2 separate regions of the Homo sapiens genome follow, and region 2 is linked to region 1. Evidence: read pairs that join two places in POLR2A ChIA-PET (ENCODE). Cell type or tissue: IMR-90. All regions are shown on one strand. Links, peaks and the distances in the headings refer to the core of each region. The heading gives the core; the rest is flanking DNA. Region 1 has its middle 120 kb from the start of HMGCLL1. Region 2 has its middle 50 kb from the start of BMP5.

Region 1 (2,934 bases), core at 273-2,772:
GTTAAAAATAATTTCTGACCCCAGTGTGGTGGCACACACATGTAGTCCCAGATACTTGGGAGGCTGAGCCCAGAGAATACTTTGAGCTTGGGAGTTCCAATTCCAGCCTGGGCAATGCAACAAGATCCCATATCTTAAAAAATAAATAAATAAATGCTCTTCTATGTATTTTTTGACACATCAGTTATTTAGGAGTCTCTTAATTTCCTCATACTTGGGGATTTTATAGATTAATTTCTACTATTTATTGCTAATTTAGTTCCACCATGGTTAGAGAATACATTGTGTATTCCCTTAATGATTCTGTATTCATTGAGAGTTGTTTCACATACCAAATCTATCTCATGATTTATCTTAGTAAGTATTTCATGCTCATATAAAATAACGTGTATTATGTTATTAGATAAAATGTTCTAGAAATGTTAATTAAGTCAAGTTGGTTGTTGTTATTCAGTTTTCTATGTCTGTGCTGATTTTCTGCCTATTGTCTCTGTCAATTATTGAGTGAGGGATATTAAAATCTCCAGTTGCAATTATAAATTTGTCTCTTACTCATTGTACTTCTAGTTGTTGCTTTATGTATTCTGAAACTCTGCTATTAGGAACATAAACTTTAGGATTGTTATGTCCTTCTGATGAATTGACCACTTTGTACAAAATGACTTTCTGTACATGTAAAAATGGTTAAAATGGTACATTTTATGTACACTTTATATTTGTATACTTCACCAAAATTAAAATAATTGAACATTAAATTGGGTGAAAAAATAATTTAAAATCAATTGTTTGCAAGTGCCTCCCATAATACCTTTCTTTCTCTTTTTGTTCTTAATATACTCTAGATTGTAATGTTATGATTTATCCCTTTCACTTCTGTTGCAGCCTACTATTTCTCCTCTATGAAACATGGAATTTCCTAGGTTTATAGACTATTACCATCCCAGCCTTTACAGTCTAATCTAAACACTCTTGAGTGACTTATCTTAAATTGACGAACAAAGAAATAAAATTGAAACATTCTGTGCTTACTAAGGTCAAGTTATATTTTTAATCTAATTTATACTATTTGCCAATTAAAATAAGGAGCATTGTCTTCATGAAAGAACAATTGATCTGTTAATGATTTTAGGCAAGGAGAAGTTTATTTTATCTTAATCCAGCCTGTAGAAAAGCATTTCCTTTTCTTTTATGTGGTCTAAATTAAGTAAAAACATCATACTCTGAGCAAAGAAATCATGGAATGGGCCCCTTGCTATTGTGTGCTGATGTTAATATAGAAGAGAGACTTCATGACTGGAAGGCATCCATGATATTAAACAGGCCATGGTGCTGTGAAGTGCTGAGAGTGGTCATGCCGAGCAACAGGCCACAGGAATGCAAATCATCCACAAAGCCAAGAGTGGAGCTAGCAGGTGGCCTCGCCCATTCATCTGATGTCAACACTTTATTCAGCTCAGGCCCCTTTAACATCTGGGAAGGCCCACTATAGCTTTTAATTAAGTAGAATGCAGGCCATGCAGTGTTGCCTTCATTTAAAAAAAAAAAAAAAAAAAAAACCCACAGTCACAAAAAGAGGTATCTTCTATACACTGAGGGTCACTCTCCTTATATAAATAAATATGGGCATTTAACTTAGATTGTATGGAGGTTTTAGTTTCACAGATTTTTCCATACATTATTTCAGCATTTTATAGAAAATATTTATTTGGCTTTGGCGACAGATCAAATTTTCTTTTGGGGAAAAATGAGTTCTTTTAGTTCTCATGATTAACATTTCAGACTTTTGAGATATGTCTACTTTAAGGAGTTTTGGGATAACCATAACATATCATTTCAAAATGAGTTTATAGAAGATTAACCTATAGCAGTGGAAAGTGTCAGGTTATGGAATTAAGTCATTTTCTGAGGTCTGAATCTGAAGCCAAAGTCATTTGTAAGTGTAATTCTGTCTGTAAGTGCATAATACATGCACCCACACACATATTGAATATTTCAAGTTATGTAAAACAAGTCACTGTCAAAAACTATTTAAACCACTACTCTTTAAGAGCCTTTTAAGTGTGAAATTTCTTAAGATACTCATCATGTATAGTAAATATTTAAATTAGAAAGGCCAGCCAAGGTACAAAGTATTTAGAAGGTTCATTTAGAATTTCATAACAAAGATCTTATAATGTAATGAGGTTAGTATTTTCCTTCTTTAGATGTCTTTGAAAGGCAAAATTTTGCTTTCAGAGGTAAAAATGTTCAATGTCTTTGTGGGAAAATATTGTTTTCTCTTGGAAATAGGTTAAACTTTCCTATACAAGTAACCAGTTGTTATAAATTCTAAATTGTTAACCATGACATAATTTTTACAGAGTCTAGTAAAGTATTAAGAGAATCACACTAAGAAATCTTGAAATCATAAATCACATTTTTATATCCACATCCTTAAACCTTTGTCTAACATATAATAGGTATTCGATATGTGTTTGTTAAGAAATAAAGGAAGGAAGAAAGGAAGGAAGTGGGGGTGGTTCTAAGTGTTAAAGATGAGTGACAATATAAAACACGAAAATGATACATATCCATAAAATAAACAGAAAGATGAAACTTTCTTCATTCAAAGTCCTAACTTTTGAGCAGATTGTTCAACAGTCTTGAAAATCCAATTTTATCTGGATTTTGACTGACGTCTTATTCTTTTCTGCTAATTTAACCTTCTATCCTTATGTTTTTCACCTTTTTGAATGCAGACACACCTGCAAAACTTCTTCAAGATCTACATCATAGAGTTCCATTCCAGGCATGCTTATTCAGACTGTCCCATTTAGGAGCCTGATATACATACTATCTATGGAAACATTCCAGATGGTTCTCAGGCCCAACAAATACCAGTAACCACCGCTTTAGCAGCACCAAACTAAATGTTTTTCTTTCAACATACTTTTT
Region 2 (2,934 bases), core at 114-2,613, 230 kb after region 1:
CACATGGACACATGGAGGGGAACACCACACACTGGGGCCTATTGGAGGGTGAAGGGTAGAGGGTGGGACGAGGGAGAGGATATGAAAAAATAACTAACGGTTACTAGGCTTAATACCTGGGTGACAAAATAATCTGTACAACAAACCCCCATGACACAAGTTTACCTGTAAAACAAACCTGAACTTGTACCCCTGAACTTAAAGTTTAAAATAAATAAATAAATATGACAATGTTTAGGGATATTTCTGTAAAGCATCATATTTCTACAAATAAATGATTTGTGTTACAAAATGGTACATTGTTAGCAGCGTTCCTGGCACATAGTAGACATTCAATAAATATTTGTTAAATAAATAAATGAAAAAAATCAATGTTTAATCTTATTATTTAATTGGCTTCATAAAACAATAACTACTAGACAAAAAGTATGAAGGAATATATCATCTTACTTTGCAACAGTTCTTCTACCGCTTAGTAAACACAAGAACCAAGAGTTCGTGAAAAATGACCTTTTATTGTGGTATTAATTTTAATTTCTCTGACTAGTGAGCAGCTTATACATATTTTTATGTGTTTCTTAGTCTTACATATTTTGCATTTGATGAAATATCTGTCTTTAGCCCAGGTTTCTATTCATTTGTTTTTTCTTATTGATTTGTAGCACCATTTTATATGTTCCAGATACTAATAATTTATTATCAATATGTATGAAAAATATCATTTCCCAGTTAGTGGTTTATTTGTCTTATATTATGTCATGAGGAATTTTTAATTTTAATAAATCAAGATATATCAATAATTTTCTTTATGATTAGCAATTTTTGTATCGTCTTTAGGAAATCCTTTTCTATTCTCAGGCCAGAAAGATGTTTTCCTACACCTTATTCTAAAAGTTTAAGGTTTTTGTGTCAAATTTAAGTATTTAAGTAACCTGGATATGATATTTTAGTATGTTGTAGGCAGGGATCTAATTTTATTTGTTTTTCCATCTGTATACAAATAATCCCAGAACTCCTACTTACCCTACTGCTTCGAAATGTCACATTTGTGAATATATCAAAGTTTCACATGTGCTTTAGAACTCTCGATGCTGTTTCTTTTGTCATTATCATTCAGTTCAAAATATTTTTAGATTTCTATTAGAATTTCCCATGAGCTACTTATAAGGTGTTTTAATTTCCAAACTCATGCATTTTGAATTTTGCTTTTTGCTTCTTGGATTTAAACTAAATTGCATTGTGATCAGAGAACACGCTATGTATGACTCAATTTCTCCTACACTCATTCCATTAGTCAGAATTACTCACACAGTTTTACCTAGATACAAGAGGTCTGGGAAAGTATTCTTCCTGTGTGCTGATGGGGAAATTTTAATGGATTAGTGGGCATATGGCACTATTCTGCCATATTCTAGGGCCCTGTTCTTAGATCAACCCCCTCAATTCCTTCAAATGTTTGCTCAAATTATTACCCTTTCAATGATACCCTGTTAATCCTATTTAAAATTCTTCTTCCTTTTTACTTTTTTATACCTAATACTTTTTACACATACCTATTTTTTTCTTTTTATAGAATTTTCTACCTTTAAAAATATTATACATTATATCTATTTCTCCTGTCTTTTGTCTTTCACTTCCCATAAGACTGCAAATTCCCTAACGGATTTGTTCACTGATATATTCCAAAGGACTAAAACATGCACATAGCAGGTGCTCAGTGAATATTTATTGAATTAATGAATGTAACTTCTAGTTTATTAGTTATTTCCTACCTGTGCCTCATATGTTATTCAACCTATTAATTCTTCAGCTTCAACATTTCATTATTGATTTCTAGATGCTTTCCTTGATTCTTTTTGAATTCTGCTGGCTATTTTATCATCTTTTTTCTCGGCATGTTTTTCTAGTGTATCTTTATTTCTTCAAAAAAATTTATAAATAGTCATTTTAGATTATTAAGCCTTTGAGGATCTTAATTATTGTTTTTGCTTACTCTCAATCATGGTAGTTTGTTTCATTTTATATTAAATGATTTTTAAATGTGAGCTTCTCTTGAGTAGAGTAGCTACACAGTCACATAACTGTAAAAAGACTGAATTTAGGGTTGAGAAAAGGATAATTGCCATTTGGAACCCACAAGGATAATGCTCCTACTTCTTGTTAGGAATTTTCCTAGGCCTGAAAGCTTGACAATTAAAGAATATAGTCATTGCCCTACCTTTGTTTCAACTGGAGAATCAACCTCAGCAGATATGTGAACTGACGTTATTATTGATGCTTATACCCTGGACTGTGTACAGGGTCCTCATGAGTTTTAGTACCCCGCCCATGTGTTCTCCAAACTGCATACAATTCTTCCTCCACTTTGGAACTGCATACAATTCTTAGGCCTGGTTCCTCTTGGTGAAGCCAATGCCTGCACGTCAACCTGCAATAATTACATTTTTCTTAAGTCTGTGAACAAGCCATATGAATTCAGGGTTTATGTCTCCAAATTTTCTCCCTGACTCTTAATTAAATTTGGGACATTTGACCTAGCACTGCCTGTTTAATCATTGCATTAAGGATATTTGCAAGTAGAGCTTTACAAGTGTTAGGGTCTTTCCAGTTTAAAGAAAGCAAATTTTCTTCAATGCACCATGCCTCAAAGACTTGTAAGGATTCCCTTTTGTATAGGTATTCTAGTTTGTACCCACAAAAGCCTGGTTGCTTTCCTGTTGCACTTTCAATGACTCCTTGACTTTTCTTAAGCTTGAAAAATCCCATTGCTATAAAAATCCACTAATCTACAGACACCAACCAAAGTAAAACTGTGTGCTACCTAGGATTCAAAGCCTTTTGCCCATGACTTAGCAGTAATAAATGCTCTATAACCACCAATGTTTTAAAAGCCTTGTTTATATATTGAAGTTCCAGACTCCAAATATTGGTTCT

The links. Peaks named below come from ENCODE experiments on the same cell type or tissue, not always from the same donor. Only the 100,000 strongest peaks of a DNase experiment are listed, where the experiment ranks them.
Region 2: POLR2A ChIA-PET joins it to region 1 with 11 read pairs; 2 of 35 experiments call an interaction of 5 or more read pairs at or near these places.

What each region holds. Positions count from the first base shown.
Region 1 is chr6:55,692,996-55,695,929 of GRCh38, forward strand. No RefSeq gene overlaps it. Among named protein-coding and RNA genes, the nearest start is that of HMGCLL1, 120 kb to the left of the region's middle. RefSeq lists an enhancer at 1,120-1,640. In IMR-90, for the core only: no CTCF peak of the experiment used is centred there; a DNase peak (open chromatin) is centred at 1,366.
Region 2 is chr6:55,924,196-55,927,129 of GRCh38, forward strand. No RefSeq gene overlaps it. Among named protein-coding and RNA genes, the nearest start is that of BMP5, 50 kb to the left of the region's middle. In IMR-90, for the core only: no CTCF peak of the experiment used is centred there; a DNase peak (open chromatin) is centred at 1,296.